Linked DNA regions of Homo sapiens: regions 1, 2 and 3 are each linked to region 4. A link is a loop called in an ENCODE intact Hi-C map of the cell type or tissue named here. Cell type or tissue: PC-3. All regions are shown on one strand. Links, peaks and the distances in the headings refer to the core of each region. The heading gives the core; the rest is flanking DNA. Region 1 has its middle 24 kb from the start of LINC02766. Region 2 overlaps VPS13D (vacuolar protein sorting 13 homolog D). Region 3 overlaps VPS13D (vacuolar protein sorting 13 homolog D). Region 4 overlaps VPS13D (vacuolar protein sorting 13 homolog D).

Region 1 (4,737 bases), core at 1-4,000, 140 kb before region 4:
TTCTTCCCCTTCCTCTTCCCTGGCTCTCCCCTCCCCTCTGTCTCACCTGCACTTTTGGACAGTCTCTTAAATGTCTGCAGTGTCCCACTCCATGGACTCTGAGTCCCCCACCACAGAGCCAGGGAGTCCTTTCCAGAGCACAGATCTGACCATGCCATCTTCTGTGTAGAACCTTCAATGGCTCCCCATTGCCCACAGGATAAATCTTATGTGACTCTTCAGCAAGGCCTAAAAGGCTCTTTCTGACCTGGTCCAGCCAATGAGGGTCCATAAGTTTTGCTGGGTGATTTTCCAGAGTGGAAGAAACATTATCTTTCTGGACAAGTATTAAAGAAAAAATTTCATTCTCATTAACACATGGGAAGATGGAGTCTCTCCTTTTTTTTTTTTTTTTTTTTTTTTTTTTTTTGAGACAGAGTCTCGCTCTGTCACCCAGGCTAGAGTGCAATGGCTTGATCTCAGCTCACTGCAACCTCTGCCTCCCGGGCTCAAGCAATTCTCCTCACTCAGCCTCCCGAATAGTTGGGATTACAGGCACCCGCCACCACGCCCAGCTAATTTTTTGTATTTTTAGTAGAGACGGGGTTTCACCATATTGGTCAGGCTGATCTCAAACTCCTGAGCTCAGGTGATCCACCTGCCTCGGCCTCTCAAAGTGCTGGGATTGCAGGTGTGAGCCAGGAAATCCAGCCAGGAATCTCTCCTTTATGTATAAAAGTGCTAGCACACAAAGGGGAATGAGGACCAATGCTCATGGCAGCATCATTTGTGTTGAAAAAGAAACAAGAAAATGATGCAAATTTGCATCAGTTAGGAGTATGGATGACTTATGGTAGGTACTCATACAATGGAACACTACACAGCAATGAAAATGAACACCTCCCGGCCACATGCAGTAACACGGGTGACACAAACAAAACATTGAGCAAAGGAAGCCAGATACAAAAGACTGTCTTCTGTATGATGAGGTTCAAAGACAAGTGCAACTCATCTGTGAGATCGAGGTAACCCGAGTGGCCACCTTTAGGGCTGCTATGGTTGGGGGGAAAACCTCTGGGGGCAGGAAATGTTGGGTGTCATGATCTGAGGGGTGGCCACACACACGTGACACTGACTGAGCTGTACACTTCAGAACTCTGCTCTGTGTGTGGGGCCTACCCCATTACAAAAGCAAGCAGGTGGCCAGGAGCCGTGGCTCACGCCTGTAATCCCAACACTTTGGGAGGCCAAGGTGGGAGGATTGCTTAAGACCCCTCCTGACTGCTGGCCCCTCCTGACTGGCAGTCGGTGGGCGTCCTGGTGGGCACCTGGCAGTGTGGTGTCGGCAGCTGACCAGTTCTGTCCGGCAGTCCATCACAGGCGGCCCTGGGTCAGGGACGGGGAACCCCCAGGGTCAACCCCATCTGTCTCTGGCTCTGCCCTTCCTTGCAGGAGTGGAATTAGCCCTGCTCCACCCCTCCCCAGCCACAGGGAGAAAAATGGCAGCTGAGGGGCTGCGGCTGGTTCTAGAAAAAGGAGTTTAAGACCAGCCTGGGCAACATAGTGGGACGTCTCTACAAAAAAAAAAAAAAAATTAAAAATTAGCAGGGCGTAGGGATGAGCATCTGTAGTCCCTGCTACTCAGGAGGCTGAGGTGGGAAGATCGTTTGAGCCCGGGAGGTCAAGGCTGCAGTGAGCTATGATCGCACCACTGCACTCCAGCCTGGATGACAAGGCAAGACCCTGTCTCAAAAAAACAAAAAAAAAGTAAGCAAGTGATATTAACCGCGATTCATCCCAGATTAGGAATCTCGTGCAGCTATGAACAAGAATGACTCAGATATGTTGGAGCCGGGGCTGCCCCGCGCGGCACGGTTAGTAAACAGCTGCGGAGGAATGTGTGGTGGGGATCCTATTATTGTCAAAACAAGCGATTCCCTGCTGACACACACGCCCAGGTGTCCACACGCTTGTGTGCATTTGTGAGTGCGGAGACCGTGGAGAAAAGGTCACCTGAGATATGGGGGGCGGGGCTGCGGCTGGGATGATTCACTCTTTGTCTATCTTTGTGTTTCCACTGGCTGCTGCCAACACAAATGGCTTTTATAGTTGCCAAAAAGGGATTTCAATGAAAGAATGAAAAGTGAGAATGGGAAAGAGAGTCCAGGGGCTGAGAGCGCAGCTGGCTTTGGGGTCAGAGTGACCTGGGTTGTTCGGTCACCACCAGCTTGGAGAAGTAAGGAAGTGACTCCCCGCCACCCCCAGCCGCGTCTCCCAGGCTGGAAGACCGAGCTGCTTCATGGATGATGGAAGTCACATGTGCCAGGCCTTTTGCACAACCTGGGATCCCGCGTGGTCAGTGGCACTGTCACTATGGCGACTGTCCTCTGCCCTCCACCCCCAACCCGAATCCCTCTGAACTCCCTCTCTCCACAGCCTTGCCGCATCTGTCAAAGGGAAAGGGAGACCGAGGTGAGGAAGGGTCTTCAGAGATCAGACCCTGAGCCATCAGAGGCAGACCGAAGGCCCGGAGGCCACCCCAGGGCCAGGGAAGGAGGCCAGCCTCCCTTCCGAGGCCGGCTGGTCCATGTGTCTGGCTCCCGCCCAAAGCCAGGATGACAGATGGCCCCCACAGGAAAGGTCACTGTCTCCCGAGCAGTTGTGTGTTTGGCGAAGGCGGGCGGGCGGGGCGCCTTCCGAGGCTGGCTGGCGGATGTCTGGCGTTCGGGGGCCTGCACCTCGCCGGCAACCGGACTTTATTTTGGTTACTGAAGATGGGAAGACTGCGGTCATAAATAACTGTCCACAGCCATGTAGCCATCCTCTCCCGGCGCCCGGGCCCCAGGCCTCTTCAAGGCCAGCACGTCCCTGCCTCAGGGCTTGGGCGGGAGGTCTGGTGGCGGGGCTCGGAAGCCCAGTGGGGAGGCGGGGGAGAAGGGAGAGGGGTCTCAGGGCCTGGGTTCAGAGCAAGGTTAGCCAAATAGTGGATAAATTAAGCGAGGGAACAGACAGCTCCCCTCACTGTGAACTTTTCACCCAGCTAACCTGCTCCTCACCCACTCTCAGGTGGCGGCGGCTCCCGCCCCAGGGCTGTCACCTCTCGGGGGGGTTGTCACCTGCCTCTTCCCCCACTGCCAGCCCAGGTGAGGCTGAGGATGGAGGGCTCGGGACAGACTCCCCAGCCAAGGGCCCAGCAAGGAGCTCTCGTGACTTCACCTGGAAGCTCAGGGCTTGGCCCAGCCTGAGGTCCACACTTGGGCAGGGTGGCCAAGCTTCCTCCCTCCCTCCCTCCCTCCCTCCCTCCCTCTCCAATGCCCTCACCTTGGCCGGTCACACAACCCTGGCGAACCCCAGCATCTGCCCTTGACAGGGACAGGGGACCCTTGTCGGGGGCCAGGGTCATTCCATCTGAAGTTGGCCCTGGTGCTCTGGGGCTTCTCCCAGGCGTGACCCTCTCGCCCAACCCTTCTTCTCTTTGCTTGTTTCCAACCTGAGCCACCCCTTACGGGACAGCTCCACCTTCAGGGAAGAAGGGAAGAGCCCCTCCCTCTGGAAAAGTGGGTTCAGGGACTCCCGGGCAATGGCCATGCCCCAGGCTCCTGCCCCAAAGGTTTGCCCCTCACTCACTGGAGCCCACCTGGACCAGACATCATGGACAGAAACCTCTAGGTAGCCACAGAGTGGTGGCTTATGGGCTTAGGGGGAGACAGTGGAAGTGTCTGGTCCCCCCAGGAAATAGGGTCAGCAGGAGAGCAGGACGAGACCTGGCGGTCTGGTCACAGGCCCCGGCCTCCTGCCGCCTTCCTCTGCCAATCTCCTCCGCTGCTGCCTGCCCAGCCCAGATCCTCAGATGGTTCCCCAAGAAGATGCAGGGCCCAAATCCACGTGGAGCTCGGCCGGGGTGAAGGGTGACCCAGGCGGGCACAAGAGGATGCCCTGGGGCCCTGCGAGTGGCCTGATGTCCCTTCACTCCACGGCACTGGGTGGCTGTGGCATGCTGAGCACTGGGCTGGTGCCTGCGTCCACAGAGGGGAGAGTGACAGAGAGGGGGCAGGAGGTGGGCAGACAGATGTGGGCACAGACCACCCACAGGGCAAATGCCAGGTGGATGGAATCCTTGGAGGGCAGCTTTGGTGGGGGCTGTCAGCACAGGCCTCTCAGAGGAGGTGGCCTTTGAGCTGAGGTCCGAATGACAGGAGGGACACCTGTGTAAGGAGAGTGGTGTGAGCTGAGGTCGAGAGCTGGGCAGAGCAGAAGCACAGGGCCGCGGGGCAGTGTTACGGGCCAGGAAATAGCAGGGGCCACGCCAAGGTCATGAGCTGAGATTCGCCCTTGGGCTTCTTGGTAGATTGTCCTCCTGTTGTTGAATTGAGGCGACCCCATCTCCCTAACGAGGGCACCCTCTGATCCTGTCCACCACATGGAGGACCCAGGACAGACGAGCCCTCTGGGAGGCTCGTCATTGGGAGCCAGTCCTTCTGGCTCTGTCATTCCCATCCTGGCTTCAGGCCCTGCAGTCTCAGTTTGGGTTTCTGTAAAATGGGAACTCAGTATCAACCTTCTCCAGAACTGAGGAGGAGAAAAAAAAAATGCAGCTGCTTGGGAAGCGAGCATCCCCTGGAGAGAGGGTGGAGGAGGAGGAATTGTACTCGCAGCTTGGCAAGCACGTGGGAGCATTTGGCCCCCGTTCTCGCAGTCACAGACGTTCCAATGTGGCCAACACCCCGTGGAGGAAATGAAAACCCGAATGCTTTGTCC
Region 2 (5,694 bases), core at 871-4,870, 94 kb before region 4:
CTAGTGTGCTTTCCATCCTGGAACACTTCTATAGGCTTTCAAACAGACTCTTTTCCAAGATGCCCCAGATGGTTCAAGTCCTCCATCAGGCCAGAACCACTTCTGGAGGAGGGGTGACTCTGAGCTGGGACGCCCTCCGGAAAAGTAGAGAGCACAGCGAAGGAAACACAGGCCGAGCTGGCAGGAAAGCCCGGCCCGCTGGCTGACTCTGGCCGAGTCCGTTGCTTTCTTGGTAGCTCAGACTCTTTCATCTCTCTGATGGAGAGGGTAATCCCTGCCAGTTTTCTTCACAAAGTGAGCACGGAGGTCAAGGAATTCATGGCCATACAGAAAGGTAAGTGGAGGAAGGCAGTGCTGTCACTCCACACGGATCTCTGTCCTGTAAGTCCAGGACCCTGTGCATGCCCCGAAGCTGCTACTGATAATAACATATTTCTGGAAATTGTGCATGAAATGTTCTAAAGTCCTTTCAAATCAAAAGCAGATCAGAGCCAAGGGTCTGGCTGAAGAAGGAGAAGGGAGAGAGTGAGGCCACAGCTGGAACTGGGCAGTGACCCCAGGGACCAGGTGGCCACAGCTCTGTCCCCATCATCCTCCTGAGGCTTTCCTGCATCCCACAATGGCCAGGGCTTTGGGTTGCATCATCATCGTTATTATTATTAATTTTAATTTTTTCTTTTTCTTTTTTTTACAAAATCTGCCAAACACATCAAAGAATAATTAAACAGCTCCAGACCAGACCCCTTATCTAATGGAGCCTCATATCAAACTTGTCACTCTGTGAGAGAAGCAGCAAAACTCAGGGTGGTAAGAGAAGCCTGGCAAACGCGGCACGCTCCCCGCCCTCCCCTCTGCCAAGCTGCACCTTCTTCCGTTCCCTTTCCCTAAAGCCACAGGTAATTCCCCTTCCCTGGCCTAGTTCTCCCAGGCTTTCCTTTGCCTCACTTGAGGTTCCTTGAGTGCTCACACTGCTTTGTAGTCTCAACCCCAGGCTCTCCTGTCTTCACTGCCCTTAGAATCAAGCTTCCCGCAAGGCCTGCTTTTGGTCCACGAATGAGTGACTGTTGGAAAAACCTCAAGGGAAGAAGGCCACCGTGGTCTCAGGTGGCCCTGAGCAAACTCCTTCTGTTCTCTGATCTGCTATTAACTGAGAGGAAAGGGGAGCAAAAAAATGCAGCCAGAAACACACAGCATCAGATAAGCTTTATCCTTCCAATCTGAGACCTAGAGAAGTCACCTCAGTATTCAGTTGACACATTTTAGGTTGCTGTAGATACTATAATTGATTCTATTTAAAAAATAGGATTTTTATACTATTCTTAAACCTCGGTTAAAAGTTTCAACTCTTAGGGCAGAGCATGGTGGCTCCCACCTATAATCCCAGCACTTTGGGAAGCTGAGGTGGGAGGATCGCTGGAGCCCAGGAGTTTGAGACCATCCTGGGCCACATAGTGAGACCCCATCTCTATTAAAAAAAAAAAGAAGAAGAAGAAAGAAAAAAGTTTTAACTCCCCTTTAAGGAGAGAAAGAGGATACTCTGGGCTTGGGGCTCAGTGTCAGAAAGTTTCTTCTGAGAGAAGGGAAGGCTGCAGCACCAGCTTACACCCTTTTCCAAGATGACAGGTGCTAAGAGTGGGTGAATCTGCCAGGAGCCAGTGCCGCCTTAGTAGAATGCACCATCACTAATGTCATCCATAAACCATGAACCACGGGGCATTCTCAACAACAGCAGCCATGGTAGCATCAACAGCAGCCTCAGGCCTCCTCTGGGGCAGGTCACAACGTCCTCCCAAGCCACACTGCAGCCTCGCCAGGGGAGCCAGCCACCCTGATGCCAGTCGTCTCCGCCTCTCACTTTGCCCAGAGCTTCCCCATCCTGATGTGTAGAACCCCATGGGTCTACTCTGCAGGGCCACTGTGATGGTGTGAGCTAATCTACGTGCCCCACACAGAAGAGATCCGCAGTTAATGGTAGCTCTTCTGTTGAGAACAGGTGCCCAGTTACCCCAAACCTGTGGGGGATGACCCCTCCTTTCCCCACACATCCTCTCATCAGCAGATTGGAGAGAGATGTCTCTCTAGAAGGCCACATGGAAAACAGACTCATGACCAGCTTCTCTCAGGGAGAAATCTGCCAAGTAACTGTTTCAGCCACTCTACTTAATTTTCCTCCTGCTCTTTTTTTTTTTTTTCGATATTAACTCATTTATATACCTGATTCTACTCCCTCTGGAGTCATTTCAAAATCAGAAGCCTGACTCAGAGCTCCTGGAACAGGCTCCTCTACCCCTAGGCGTTACCCACCCCAGGTCCACCTATGGCCCTGACTCCATGTCTGGGCCCAGTGTCGCTCTGAGTGCCAGGCCCTCTTCAGGGGACCTCAGCTCGTCCACTGGGGAGATGCTCCTTCTCCAACCCTTGCTCTTCAGCACCCCCAGCCTCATCAACCAGACAGGCAAGGAGCCCGAAGCCACTCTCAACCCTCCTCCTCACTCAGATTCCAATTTAGCAGTTGAGGGTTCCACTGATGCTGCCTCCTAAATGCCTCTCCAATCTGTCCTCTTCTAGTCATCGTTACGGCCACTGTGTTCAGGCCTCTCCACCTTCTACCTGGACTATCCCACGGGCCTCCTAACTGGCTTCCTGCCTTCAGTCTCTCTACCTGCTGCTGTCAAGGTTTTATTTTTCATGACGAATTTTGAGTGGGATCCTCTTCCTCACAATCTCACTCCCACCTACAGGAGAGGCAAGCTCCTCGGCATGACCACTAAGGTCAGCCTTCAGCAACAGGCCTGGGAACCCACCCTTCCAGCCTCTGCTCCTTCTTTCCACACGTGCTGCTGCTACAAAAAGCTGACCCCAAATTCCCCAGACCTGCCGTGAGCTCTTCTGTCCCGTGTATCTGCCCAGCACTGTGCTCTGCCCAGGCGCCTTCTCTCCTTGGCACATTCCTCCGCCTCCTGCAAGGTCAGGCGACTCATCCAGCGCCTTCTCTGTGAAGCCTTCCCTGGCTTTCCAGTATAAATTAATCACTTCCCATCTGTGGTTCCATAATACGTTGCTCATACTTCTATTTTAACAGCAATATATGTTATAGGTTGTTGGTAATACAGTGTCTGCTTCCCCTGCTAAACTGTGAACGCACTGAGGACAGAGGAAATTTCTTACTCACCCTGGCACATAGTAGGATTCAATAAATGTATGCGTTAGTCTGTCTCAGAAAATGACACTGGCATTAGGGTAAGGCAAGAAATTTGCCAGTGCACAGGCAACTTTGGATGCTGGACACATGTTACCAGTAGGAAAGTTGAAAACTTCTCTTAGAACTCCTGATTTAGCTTTTAAAGATTTAGCAAACCTTTAACTTTATCAGAGTAGCTGAGCCATCTGCCAAATCCAAGTTTTAATTCAGAGGTGTATCAACAAATGGCCAATTCTGTAAGTGTCAACAGTTACTAGTACATTATTTCCTGGTTTAGGAAATGGAAGCTAATAAATTCTATTCCATTCCTCAGAAGGAATGAAACATATATAGTCCTTGAGACTACATATGTTACTATAAGGTTTGTATTTATAATGATATGCTATTAGAATCAATATTATATGGTGCGCTCAAAAATTTTCCTGATTGCTCTCTCTCTGTGAAATTTCTCAAGGAGACAAGATACAAAAATCGTAAACAGCATGTTTACAAAGTAGATAAGAAAAGAGACTTTTACTCTTGATTTTATTTTCTTCTATACTCTTGGATTTGCTAACCATGCATATGAGTATCTTTTTGAGACAGGGTCTCACTCTGTCACCCAGGCTGGAGTGCAGTGGCGTGATCTCAGCTCACTGCAGCCTTGACCTCCCAGGCTCAAACCATCCTCCCACCTCAGCTTCCCAAGTAGCTGGGGATAGAGGTGTGTGCCACCATGCCCGGCTAACTTTTGTATGGATGGGGTTTTGCCATGTTGCTCAGGCTGGTCTTGAACTCCCGGCCTCAAGCGATCCTCCCACTTTGGCCTCATAGCTCTTTGGGAGGCTGAGGTGGGAGGATGACTTGAGGCCAGGAGTTCGGACCAGCCTGGGCAACATGGCGAGACCTCATCTCTACAAAAAATTGAAAAGAGGAACAACTTATCTGGCTGGTGGATGCATAGGGTACTTTTATTTTTTATACTTTTCTGTATTTAAAAAATCCCATAAATGTTACTTTCTAAAACTATATTTTAAAAGTACAATTTAAATTGTCTTAATTCCAGAAAGCAGTACATTAGAGCAGCTTCGTAGGTCATGTGGGTTGCTCATGAGCATTTTTTAAAAGGCAGGAGCCACCCTACTGCTCACCAGCCTGGTGTGCACCGTTATAGGTGATGCAGTATTAGAAATAAAATAGGTACCTTAAAAAAAAGAAAATGAGTTTCTGGCTACAAATGAGACATGAGTTAGAAAGAAAAATTAATTTCACCATATAGGACAAATTTTACTTTAACATCATCTTAATCCAGATCCTGTTTCAAAACCAAAACTGAGAAAGATGGGAAGCAATGACAATTGTGCAACTTATCAGAGGAATATATGATTAATTTGAAAGTGAAGACTTTTCAGCTGGCCAGACCAGAAATCATACGTTGGTAACTATCTTTTTAATATTAATTAATTAAATAGAATGACAAAATTAAATGCAACTCGATCTGGGAGAATAAAGTTGAAGTCACCAAGGCACTGGGGACTTCGTGGGGTTTTCACTCCATCGGGAAATAATTACACAATATTTTCCAGAAGTGAAACAGTGAGCCTAACTGGAAAAAAATGTGGAAACATTTAGTCAGAACAGTAGAGCAAGGTATTAAAGATCCTTTAAAGGGGTTAACTCTGAAGGGAAATACGCAAATAATTAGGTCTTTAAACATGTTTTTAATTACAAATCTAGGATAAAAGTCAGAGGTATAATTTGGCGCTCGTGGGCTTTTCCTGAAAACTCCTTTCTTGCAGAGTGATGAGTGTAATGTTCACTCCACCGCGAAGACCCAGGCTGACAACTGAGGACACTTCAGAGGAACATGCGACACACTCCCTGATGGCTTCTTCCTTGTACACTTGGGAAGGCCGTGGTCACGTGCCTCCTTCAGCATTCATTGGCAAGATTTAACCCACAACTTGGGTGGAGACACATGGTTTTCATCTTTAAAGTCAAAATTCATTCATGCCAATATCTCTTCCTAGTTCATATGAATTTCATGAGTTTCATGAAAGCTATTTTACTGATTTCATTTCGATTCCAGTTTTTAGCTCTCTCTGGCTCTGTTTTTCAATGTGTGTATCTCACTGGGAGCAGTCCTATGTTGGCTGTACCACGCAATTTCTTCTATTGCAAACAAATTTCACAGTGACCAGAGATAGTTCGACTTGAATAGAGGTGAGTTGGGGAGGAAAGTGAAAAGAAAACATGCAATAATTTATAATCTCATTTAGCCTGTGACTAAAAAACCCCCAAATGAATGGAAAATGGACGCATGTGAACACAAATGCTGAACTGCAGCTATCTGGCTATATGTACTGGGTACCTATTAGATGCCAGGCACTGTTCTATGTGCTGAGGATTCTTTCCTGAATGGAACAGGCAAAAATCCCAGCCTCACAGGGCTGCCATTGTAGTAGACTCTGCACCACATCCTGCCAGACCTGAGAAATTTGGATGGGGGGTCT
Region 3 (5,694 bases), core at 1,020-5,019, 51 kb after region 4:
CTATGACACTATGTGCATACTGTCCAATACGGTGCCAGTAGCCATATGTGGCTATTTAAAGCTAAATTCATTAAAATTAAATAAAAATTCAATTCCTCAGCCATACTTGCCTTACTTCTCACTAATGTGCTCTCCAGGGCTCAGCAGCCACATGTGGCTAGTGGCTACTACTAGATAGTGCAAAATAGAACATCTCCATCATCACAGAAAGTTCTACAGGACCATGCAGTCATAGATGGTGTTCCAATGTTCAAAACTAAACATTGCTTTGAGAGGCTGGGAAATTATATACTGAAAGGATGCGCTGCTACAATTTTCACCCTGATTCATATTTCAATCAAATTATCTTAACCCTTTAGAGAATCTTTTGAGCGTTCTCAAGTGGCTATGAGGCATATGGGTACAGTATCCTCCCCTCCCCTTTCCACCCTTCCCATCTCCATAAGCAAAGTGAGTCTGGAGATTGCTTTAATTACTACAACCACCAAGTGCATTTTATTTGTATCCCCCAATCCTGATCCTACTTCTGACCCAGACTTCCCCTTTGCATCTAGGCAGGTCACTTAACCTCTCTCCTTCAGTTTCAAGGAGAACAATGCTTCTTACCCTCTTAGGGCTTGCAAATTTTAATGAATGCGTGGGAATACTTGGAGGATGAAAGGCATGCTAAGTGTTCCTATTATTCCCCCGAAAAACAAGGATTCAAGCCAAACTGATACTTTCCTGACACAGGTGAGTCTGAAATTAAACAGAGCCACAGACCTCAAAAGGGCAGTGTTTAGGTGGCTCCTCAGATCCCCAGGAGAATAGATCTGTGTTGATATCACTGTAGCATTCAGAGAACAGATACCTGACCCAATGCCAAATAAGAAAATCAGTACTTGTAGTCAGGCCAAAATGCATGGCCAGGTCATTCCTCCAAGCCTGAGGTCATCGGCCAATGGTTCTGATTGTCCCGCTGCCCCAAATGTAACCCACCAATGTTATAGATCAGCCCTGGGCGGTTTCCTTGCTGGATGACTTTCAAAGCTCGGACACCACTACCACCATCCAGGGAGAAGCCCTGACACCAGCCCGGCATGCCTTCTGGATGAATCCCCCTTCCGATTCTCATCGTGCAGCTGTGGGGCAGAAAAGCAAAGATGTAGATATTCATCCACAAGAAAGTCTTATCTGCCTGTTCTAATTGGGAAACACTAATACAGTTATCACCCAAGTTCCATCTCTACCACTGACTCTCTTCCTCACTCTCATGTGATTCCCTAGCACAGTGACAAAATTCATCAGTGGTTAAAGCTGTATCTTAGAGGCAGCCACAGTACAACAGTGTGTGAAATTTACTGACATCTACAACTAAATGCTTTAGGAGAAAACATTAGGATTCTATGAATATAACACATGAGGAAAGTGGTGCAATTTCTAATATTCCCCTAAAAATAAAGAATTCAAGTCAAACTAATCCTTTCCTGACTCTGCTGTTTCAAGGGTTCATTTTAAAAAGCACAAGAAGCATATGTACAGAAGATACAGGTATGATGCATTACTTCTAAGGGCTGATACTTTTTTTTTTTTTTTTGAGGTGGAATCTTGCTCTGTCGCCCAGGCTGGAGTGCAATGGTACAGTCTAGGATCACTGCAACCTCCGCCTCCCAGGTTCAAGTGATTCTCCTGCCTCAGCCTCCCAAGTAGCTGGGACTACAGGCGAGCGCCACCACACCCGGCTAATTTTTGCATTTTTAGTAGAGAAGGGGTTTCACCACGTTGGCCAGGCTGGTCTCAAACCCCTGACCTTGGGATACGCCTCGGTCTCCCAAAGTGCTGGGATTACAGGCATGAGCCACCGTACCCAGCCGGCCTGATACTATTACAATAGCAAAGCACTGTTTAGTGGGCCAGTGTCCTGTCATGGATTTCGACAACATAATTCCTGAATGTGTGTTCCAGCTCTACCACTAACAAGCGATGTAAACTTGGGCAGGTAGCAATCTCTCTGAGCCTGTTTCCTCATCTTAAAATATAACAATATTTCCTGCCCTGCCTAAACCATTGGGATGGTGGGAAGAATCCAATGAGATGGTCTATGTGAAATGCTTTGGGAACTGTGGAATTCACAGATAAAACACACTGTGTGACACATGTCAAGTCCTAAATCTAAAACTGTCCAAATCATTTCAGGAGAAGAATGAGACTGGGCTGGCTGCACATGCCAAGAGGCTGGCTGCATCCCCTACAATATCCAGAACTCTCATCAATCCTCTTTCCATGCCTCAAACGGTAATCTACACTCCAACCTTCCCTTGTAAACACATCAGTACCCACTGAAGTGTGGTACCCCAGAAGACTTTCTGTTAAGCTGTCAGCACGATTCTACCGATAACACGGTATGGCATTTTAGCATTATTGGATACACCCATTTATCTTTGATTAGAGCTCTATTAAAAGACTCTTGTAAAAAGCAAAATGTCAAAACCAAGAACAAAAGTGAATTAATGCTCCTACCATACATTAAAAGCACATGTCATCTAATCCTCACAGTTGTTTTTTGTCCCTGCTTTTAAACATGCAATGAGTGCTCTGAGACCATAAAATGGCACATTTTACTTCAAAGGTAAAAGGGATGAATTTCCAAATGTGATACAAATCCTGGATTGGATTAATGAGGCTGACGGCTTCACCAAAGAACCAGCCTATGTCCATTCTGATGACAGCTCCTGTGCCTGTGCTCCAAGTTTACAGGGGAAGAAAAACTGCAGAGCAGAGAAGGAGAACTCGTGGCTTTCTCTTCGTTGGCAGAGTTATGAATAGGAAAACTACTTCAATGCATGTAAAATAAAACTAGCTTTCATTATAAACCAACCAAATGGTTTATTTTCAGTATCAAATAACATAGAAATTAGATCCCCAAAAATCCCATTAGGTCATGGTTCTATTCCCCTGCCAAGTCAGGATTGTTATCTACAGTATATTTCTACTTACACGGATATATTATAGCCTTTACTAATTTCTTCCCTTCCCTGGGAGCTTATTTCCCCTTCCCATAAATAACTGTACTCACAGGTTTGGCTGCTCTTTGTCAGCATAGCAGAATAAGAGAGGACTCAGGCTACGGGCCAGCTCATGCTCCTCAAACTGGCCTGCAGCATCTGTCTTGGCATTGTCCTGTCTGAAGATCAGTGGCAACCCTTTAGGAAGGAGAGAAAAGTTTACATCAATACCACCCAGTCTATCTGAAAGAGATGCAAATGGTGAATGAATAAAACCATCAAGCGGGAAAAGAGTGAAAACTGAATCTATTTAGTGGGCTCAGTTTCTTGCCTAAAAAGACAGTTTTGAGCATGATTAAGCATTTATGATGGAAGCAGGAATGTTTCAGCAGCTCAGACTGTTGAAGTAATCTATTTGCATTGGCTCCATTTAGTTAGCTAAGCAAATAAATCTGAATTCCCATGACTAACGCCAAAGACCTACTTGAGCAGCCCCTGTATGTACCTGTTTTGTTAATCAGCCAATATGGAGCAGAAATGAAGATCTTTAAGGATCCTTCTGCTCGACACACAATCCGGATGGTGAGGTTCAGCTGCCGACGGTTGACGTCATAGAGTCGCATTCTCACCATATAGTTTTGGGTTCCAGGTGGAATGAGCAATTCTTTACAGAGGGGGAAATTCTCCAGTGATACCCCTAAAGAAGATACAAACTATTAACTTTCAGAGTTCTCACTATTTGTCAAAATAGCTCACAGCAAAAGTAAATTGGATTCCTTTTGGAAAAACCAATAACTAAGTATCTAACTGCAAAAATCTTCATTAGAATGGCTCTTTCTCTCTAGCTAGGGTAGGGATCAATATAAGCAAACCAGAAGGCCTGGAATCACACTAGAGAGCCTAAATTGCATAATCATATGGGTTAGATATCCTAACCCATATGATTAGATATAAATTAGATATTTTGATATTCTAACCCTGGGTGACAGAGTGAGACTCCATCTCAAAAAAAAATTAAATTTTTAATCGACACATAATAATAACTGTACATATTTTGGGGGTACAGTGAGATGTCTCAATACATATACACATTGTGAAATGATCAAATTAGGGTATTTAGCATTTTCATCATCTCAAACATTCATCGTTTCTAATTAGAATACTAAAAATCCTCTCTTCTAGCTCTTATGAAATACACCATACAATATTGTTAACCATGATCACCATTCCTCTTTGTTTCAAGTGTTGCAAATATGACAATGATTCTCTACTTTGACTTCATTCACCCTGTTAAAGCAAACTAAATATGGCCTGAGGACTCCGTACTTCTATATGAATCTTTGTGGATGAACTGCCAGCTAACTTAATAGGTAGACAAGATTGAAGACCTGATTTAGGATTATGCACCTGTAACAACAGCTGAGTCTTGGCCAATCCCAGGGGCCACACTTCAACCCACTCATACACTGCTGAGTATTCCAACTGTGTTCAAATAAGGCAAACACCAACCTGTAACCAATCCAGCTGATTCTGTACTTCACCTCTGATTTCTGTACGTCACTTCCTTTTTGGCCTATACATTTGTTCTGACCACGAGGCATCCCTGGAGTCTCTCTGAATCTGCTGTGATTCTGGGGGCTGCCCAATTTGCAAATTGTTCATTGCTCAGTTAAACTCATTTAAATTTAATTTGGCTGAACTTTTCCTTTTAACAACCCTTACAACTGAAAATTACTTGATGCATTCCAAACCCCCATTTCTTCCCCAGTAAAATGGGGCAAATAACTATTTCTATAAGGATTACATGAGATTACAAGTGTGAAAAAGCCCAGGTATGCCTGGAATAGAGTGAGTGCTTAGCAAACGTTTATACTTTCAATAAAAAGAGAAGAGGCATAAGATTTTGCTTGGGAAAAGCATAGTTTAAAAAGATGAAATGACTTCCTACAATCATACATCATGTAGCAATGTAAGAAAAAAGGCTCTGTTGAGTGCCTCCTCTGTAAACCTTTCGGCTTGATAAGTTTTTTCTCATCCTTTTCTATAAGTTCTTTTTTTTTAAGAGACAGGGTCTTACTTTGTTGCTCAGGCTGGTGGGCAGTAGCGTGAACATAGCTCACTGAAGCCTCGAACTTCTAGACTCAAGTAATCTTCCCGCCTCAGCCTCCTGAGAAGCTGGGACTACAGGCATGTACTGCCGCCACCTCTAGCTAAAGGTTATTTTTTTTTAACTGCACTGATTCCTTTGAGCTGGCTTATTGAGATATTATATGTGCCCCAATTTCTCCAAGATGCTTACCAAATAAATAATCACAAAATACTCATTGATATTTTCATAGGATTATGACAAATGATCATCTGACTACATTCTTACCCAGCTCAATGTTCTGGGATGTATCAGCTGTATGGAGAGCTGCCTCCTTGCCAGGTTTCAGCGTCCCATTAATTGGCATTCCTTTAACATAAAAATCAAGTTCACAGGGTAGCAAGTTGCAGATTACCACAGTTGGCAGGAGATATATGGTATGCCCAGGCTGTCTGAAAATCTGTTTTGCACTGTCAGAAAATATGTTTGAGGGCATATAATCTGGATAATTCTCTTTCTTTATAGCCACACAAAACCTATGAAGATAAAATGGTGTAAAAATCATCAGACTTAATGAAGAACTTAAATTTTTTCTCCTTAGCTAAGTATGAGAAAGAATAACAT
Region 4 (5,694 bases), core at 1,047-5,046:
TGAACTCCCGTGTAACGGTGAAAGAAGTGGTGATAATGGGTATCTTTCCTTTATCTCAAGAAAAAGCTTTTACTATCTCACCAATTAGTATGATGTTTGTTGTAGCTTTTTACCAGATAGACCTAAACAGATGAAAGCAGTTATCTTCTATTTTTAGCTTGCTGAATTTTTACTGTAGATGGATGTTAAAGTTTGTCAAACAGCTTTTATGCATTTTTAAATAATCATATTCTATTTTATCGTGTTGATGTGGTAAAATACCAAATTTATCTGCAAATGTGAAACTGAATGTGCATTCCAGGAAAAAATCCAATTTGGTTATATTAGCCTTCTTACATATTTCTGTTTTTGATTTACTAATATTTTGTTCAGATTTCTTTCTTCTATATTCATGAAAAAGTGCTGGTCTATAATTTTCCCTTATTATTTGATAATTTTTTTAAAAAAATTATAGTTTTCTGGTAAACTTCTTAGATACCTTCATAGTATTTTAAATTCTCTGTCTAAAAATACCAACATCCAGTTTATCTATGGTTCTGTTTCTAGTGTTTGTTTTTTCTCTTGGTCTCATCTCATCTTGGCCTGGTAATTTGTGACTGAATGCAACATTTTGTATGAAAACTTACAGAGACTTTGGATGAGTTTTTAGCTTCTGGTAGGCAGTTAGAGTAAGAAGCATAATGCCTAAATCAACCAGGGTTTGGGTTTTCTCAAGGCTGTGTTTCAGTCTTTATCTAAGTTCTGGTGTGTTTTAGTCCTTATGAGGCCTGGTGTAGTCCTTTAGCAGTCTCAACGAAAACCAATGCCATTCCTCCACTTTTAATCTCCCTAGTACCACAAAACTGCTTAGAAGACTGTTTAAGTTCTTCAGCCTCTTAGCTGCCACTTTTTGCTTGATTTCTCTCAGACTGTGTCACTTAGAAATCATCAAATATCTCAAGAAAGAAAGTACCTCAGATTATTGGGGTTTGTTTTCTGCCTGTCCCTTCTCTGTAAGATATTAGCCCTTCAATTACCAGCTCTCTTAGTAGCAATGAAGTCTAAGTTTTGCTTTGCTAGCCCCATGAGACTGCCAAAAGCTTTACTTGCATTCTCTGCCTGTTGGCAGCTGCTTTCTGCTTGGCTTCTTCACCTTTCTCCCCACACTGCTTACAAATCAGAAAAAGTCTCAAGAATAAAAGCAAAATAAATGTTGGGCTCACCTTACTGAGTTTCTCTCCTCTCATAAATCTTGAACTCTCCAGTCCTGGCTGTTTTGGTAGCTTTCCAATGGCTTCACATGGACACTCCCCAACCCCGCCCCCACGATCTGTCTTTTCTTGAAGTTCTCAACTAGCCTGGGTCTGCTATAAGCTGGTTAACAATCTCTGGATATGGGTCTATTTTCTGATTATATCTTTATTTAAAATGATTGATATTTCAAGGTGTTTACAAGGCATGCCAAATACTCTTCCTTACCGAATATAAAAACACTTTTTCATGCTAATATTACCAGTAAATCTCTGATTCACTTGGAATTTATCCTTACATAAAGTGTCAAGAATAAATCTAATTTTATATTTTTTCTATTGTGATTTAGTCTAATAGCACTATTGAAAAGTCTATATACTCCCCACTGAATTAAAGTCTCTTTATTATATATTAAAATTTCATGTGCAACTTAATGACATTTCTATTCTGTTTTCTTACTTATAATCTTTTTGCATGTGTCTTCTGAGACTGCCTTAAATTATTTTGGAACAAGAATACATTTAATTGAAATTCAATCATATAATGGAAGAAAGGGTGAAATTTTTTAAAACCATAGAGAAGGGAAAACTTTTTTGTGACTCAAAATTCAGATTCAAGACTATGCTTTCAGGGATCATTTCTACAGTTTGTTACTAGAGAATTTCTCTGAACATGTAGTTTTCAAAAAAAAATTAGATTCAAAACAGCAAAAGACTAATAAATTTGACAACATAAAAATAAACAGCTCTTGTATAATTAAACACAAACACACACACACACACGCCAAAAGCAAAGTAAAAAGACAAAAAGCTGAAGAAAAAATACTTGCAACTTTCATCAAAGACATAACTTTTAGAAAGAGCTTCTAAAATTAGAAGAGATAAAAGGCCTGACAGAAAAATAGACAAGTGACATAACCAGACAGTTCACAGAGAAAAATCTGGACCTTTAACATACAGATCAGGAAAAGAAGAAGTAGAATAAACGAAAACAGAAATAGGCAGAGAAGCAACAGAGCAAGAGGAGAACCAGAAAGGACAGATGTCAAGAACAGGGAAGTCAGCAATGTCAAAATGGCAGAGGATGCTACAAAGATAAGGCTAGAGAGAAAGGTCACTGGACTTGGTGCCTTGGGAAGTCACTGATAACCTCCTGCTAAGTAATTTCAGAATATTTTAGAGATTAATAGCAACCTCAAGTTGAGCTGGGCCCAGCGGCTCATGCCTGTAATCCCAGCACTTTGGGAGGCTGAGGTGGGCAGATAACTTGAGCCCAGGAGTTTGAGACCAGCCTGGGCAACATGGTAAAACTCTGTCTCTACAAAAAAATACAAAAATTAGCCAGGCATGGTGGCACGCACCTATAATCCCAGCTACCTGGGATGCTGAGGTGAGAGGATCATCTGAGCCCAGGAGGTTGAGGCTGCAGTAAGCTGTGATCATGCCACTGCACTTCAGCCTGACAGAGTGAGACCCTGTCTTCCCCACCCCGCAAAAAAGTCCAACATCAAGTTAATTCAGCCTAACTCTCCCTCTCTCTCTCTCTCTCTTTGGTATAAATAAAACAAGAAATGTTAAGTGGATGGCCTAAAGTCATATGGCTAGCTACTTGATTTTAGACTTGAATATGTGCATTTTCACAATAGCAACTACCTATTAGGTAGAAAGCATGAAAGCCAGAATGGAGGGTATTATTTCTCCTGAAAAATGTTCTGCTATTCATTCACCCATGCCTCACCCCACCTCATGGTGAGTGATGATAAAGTACGTGAGCAGGCCTTATTTTCCTCATTTCACTGTCGGAGAAACTGAGTGAACGTTCAGTAAGCTCAACTGCTTTGCTTAGAGTCATAAAATAAACACGCTGGGAAAACAGGGTACTGACAATCAGTTCAGCACTCTGTTTTGCCAATACTACTTTGAGCGTTACTTTATTCTCAGAGAAGAGAAAATGAGATCAAAACAAAGGCTTAAGGTAAAAAGCTTTTATACCCCAACTTTGTCCTTGCAACCAAATATTAAAGAAGAACCACACAAAGTAGCAAAGACTTTGAAACCTCTACTGAAATGTCAAAACCTTCATCATAGACACTATTACCTTTCCGAATGACTAAGGTGCTTGGTCTGAATCGAGGAAATATTCTGGCCCTTAAGTAAAAGTTATCCTTACCTAGTCATTTACTGCTTTTGGGACTCCACATTTGAAAAAGCTGAGATACAGCCCAGTGGTATGAATTATTCTGCCACCTTCAGGTTAATCTGGACAGTCAAAGTCGAGATGAGGGAACGAGCCAAACAGGGCTTATTCTTGTAGTAACTAAATGACTAATCAAATACAGTAGTATACAAAGTTGATGCTTATTTACTCAAGCAGCAGACAGTTTCCTGTTATAAAATGGATTTTGGAGAAGGCAATCTTGTGTTCATAAGCTCCTAATAAAAATAGGAAACTGTCTATTTCTACCTCCCCACGCGAAAACTGCTGAAGTCTTCCAGAAACTTCATAGAGTTGAAAGAAGAAATACCTGTCTATATACCATAAGGTCTCAGATCCCAAGCTATTCCCTCGGCCATGTCCTTTCCTTTCTTAGTTTATCCTGCACTAAACAAAACTGTCTGGAATTCATTCTTTAAAGGTTTATTTATGGTACATAGAGACTGTTTATGTGAAGCAGGGTATTTGCCTATTTCCCTCTTGGGACAATGTTTAAAACTACAGGGATATTTCCCTCTCTGGCACTTTCTGAAATACAATTAACAATACTGGATCTTTTTTCCTTTTAACAAATCTGGTTTTTATTTAGGGAGGGGAGGAAAAAAGTAAAGGGTCTGAAGTTTCCCAACAAATTATTTCAAGCCTTTGAGAAGACAGTTTTAGGCTTTTTAAATAGTGTCTTTGTTCGAAACTCCCCCTAACCCCCACCCTCTCACTCTGACCATTAAAATGTGGGTTTTCTTCCAAACTAGATTGCTCAATTAAAGCCCTTCTTTTGTAATACCCCAATGCTCTAAATGGAAAAAGGACTGCTGTAGGCCACCTCATGAAACCGTTTAAAGGCTCCTGGCCTCTTTTGATCTTTAAAAAAAGCCAAAAACACGTATAAACTACCTGGCATTTTCAGTATCACTCGGCCACTTTCTAACACGCAAACTTGAGAGAATGGAGAGAATGGGGAGTCAGGCAGGAATGCTGTGCTTTGGTCTCTGCATTTGTGAAATGGGACTATTATCTCCCCATTCTTCCACCGCAGAGTAAGGAATCCAATTGAGATAGCAGATGTGAAACTGCTTTCAGTCCTTTTGAACAGACACTATATCTGGCAACAATGTACCCTCAGTGTAAACCTGAAGAGACTTCCCTCTGAGATTTCTGACAGTCTCACTTCTGGCCTGGAGTCAGAAGAATCAAGATAATTATTCCTTCAATACCAAAGACGTGGTTTACCTTTTAGTCAGGCTCTCGTGACTCCTGTTCAGGGACAGGACTCCATTTTCTAAGCACACACTTTTAGCCATTATATATTCATCTAAAAGAGCATAGTACCCTTCTAAGAGCTACTAATAAAGGCATATTACTCTGTTAGAAAACTCTTTGAATAAATGACATTATTTTATGAGTCCCAGACTCCACTAGGAGACTCAAGACACAGTAAAATGTGACTCCCACAAGCTGAGAATTTAACTCTTTAGTCCCAATTCCCCGCACCCTGCTGGAAACATTAACTTACTACACTCGGCGTGCCCCCTACACACCTCATCACATGGCTGCTCCATGTAATTGTTTCACAATGATTTGAAAAATGCCCTGAAAATGTTCCTTCAATTCAGTGCCAGATGAAACATTCAACTGAAATGATTTCGTTGATTGTATGCCGAGCGCACACACAACCATCATGTAACTGGGGGGGGCTGGAGCTACTTCAACTGCAGAAAATCAGACTGCTTTTCTCAGTCTGGGGAGTTTTCTGCTGGGAGCAATTTGAAGGGAATAGTGAGGTGTCTGTGTTTCTTAGTAAGATGATTTTAAAAACAAGAAGTCCTCAACCCTCAGGAAATGCTTCACATTGGTTTGCTGGGCAAGTGCCAAGTGCTCTGGGTGAATATATACTTTATCAAACAAACCCATTCCAAAGGTCACACAAGTCAAGTGGATACTTGTGGATATTAACAAGATAGTGGTTTTCCCATGGTTTTCCCCTCACTCCCATGCTAACTATAAGTATCTTTAATCTCCTGGGAAACATGAAATTAAAGCGAATGAAGCAGACAGGGCAGTGAGTGAAGGGCACGCTGCACTCTTCCAGAGATGGCTGCAAGAGCCATTCCTGCTCCAGGTCCCCACCAGCACTCCCTGTGGCTTGGCCCCAGTTTGCCACCCCAATGCTGTCACCCTTGCCCTACCCTTACCCAAATGTGATCTGATGTTGACCAGACTACTGTCTCATTACCTGTGTGTCAATTTTAG

What was found. Peaks named below come from ENCODE experiments on the same cell type or tissue, not always from the same donor. Only the 100,000 strongest peaks of a DNase experiment are listed, where the experiment ranks them.
Region 1: a loop joins it to region 4, with 9 times the contacts of the local background. A loop is called at or near these places in 5 of 110 quality-filtered maps.
Region 2: it touches region 4 in a loop (6-fold over the local background); 7 of 110 quality-filtered maps call a loop at or near these places.
Region 3: a loop joins it to region 4, with 4 times the contacts of the local background. A loop is called at or near these places in 6 of 110 quality-filtered maps.

What each region holds. Positions count from the first base shown.
Region 1 is chr1:12,547,207-12,551,943 of GRCh38, reverse strand. No RefSeq gene overlaps it. Among named protein-coding and RNA genes, the nearest start is that of LINC02766, 24 kb to the right of the region's middle. RefSeq lists enhancers at 1,851-2,145, 3,415-3,922. In PC-3, for the core only: no CTCF peak of the experiment used is centred there; a DNase peak (open chromatin) is centred at 1,903; H3K4me3 peaks cover 730 bases; H3K27ac peaks cover 1,603 bases.
Region 2 is chr1:12,499,140-12,504,833 of GRCh38, reverse strand. The region is part of intron 68 of VPS13D (vacuolar protein sorting 13 homolog D); the gene reads right to left. Among named protein-coding and RNA genes, the nearest start is that of SNORA59A, 5.3 kb to the left of the region's middle. In PC-3, for the core only: no CTCF peak of the experiment used is centred there; a DNase peak (open chromatin) is centred at 3,033; H3K27ac peaks cover 968 bases.
Region 3 is chr1:12,353,886-12,359,579 of GRCh38, reverse strand. It overlaps VPS13D (vacuolar protein sorting 13 homolog D), which reads right to left. Exons shown (of 70, transcript NM_015378.4): 47 at 5,359-5,606; 48 at 3,490-3,681; 49 at 3,056-3,182; 50 at 979-1,121. LOC124903845 (a long non-coding RNA gene) reads left to right here. Exons shown (of 2, transcript XR_007065468.1): 2 at 2,176-2,856. Among named protein-coding and RNA genes, the nearest start is that of VPS13D, 130 kb to the right of the region's middle. RefSeq lists an enhancer at 742-1,243. In PC-3, for the core only: no CTCF peak of the experiment used is centred there; DNase peaks (open chromatin) are centred at 3,109 and 3,419; H3K4me3 peaks cover 1,342 bases; H3K27ac peaks cover 2,447 bases.
Region 4 is chr1:12,405,403-12,411,096 of GRCh38, reverse strand. All of the region lies in intron 63 of VPS13D (vacuolar protein sorting 13 homolog D), which reads right to left. It also overlaps the pseudogene LOC124904680. Among named protein-coding and RNA genes, the nearest start is that of SNORA59A, 99 kb to the left of the region's middle. RefSeq lists a silencer at 5,247-5,541. In PC-3, for the core only: CTCF peaks have their summits at 3,270 and 3,471 (motif pointing left); a DNase peak (open chromatin) is centred at 3,506; H3K27ac peaks cover 1,736 bases.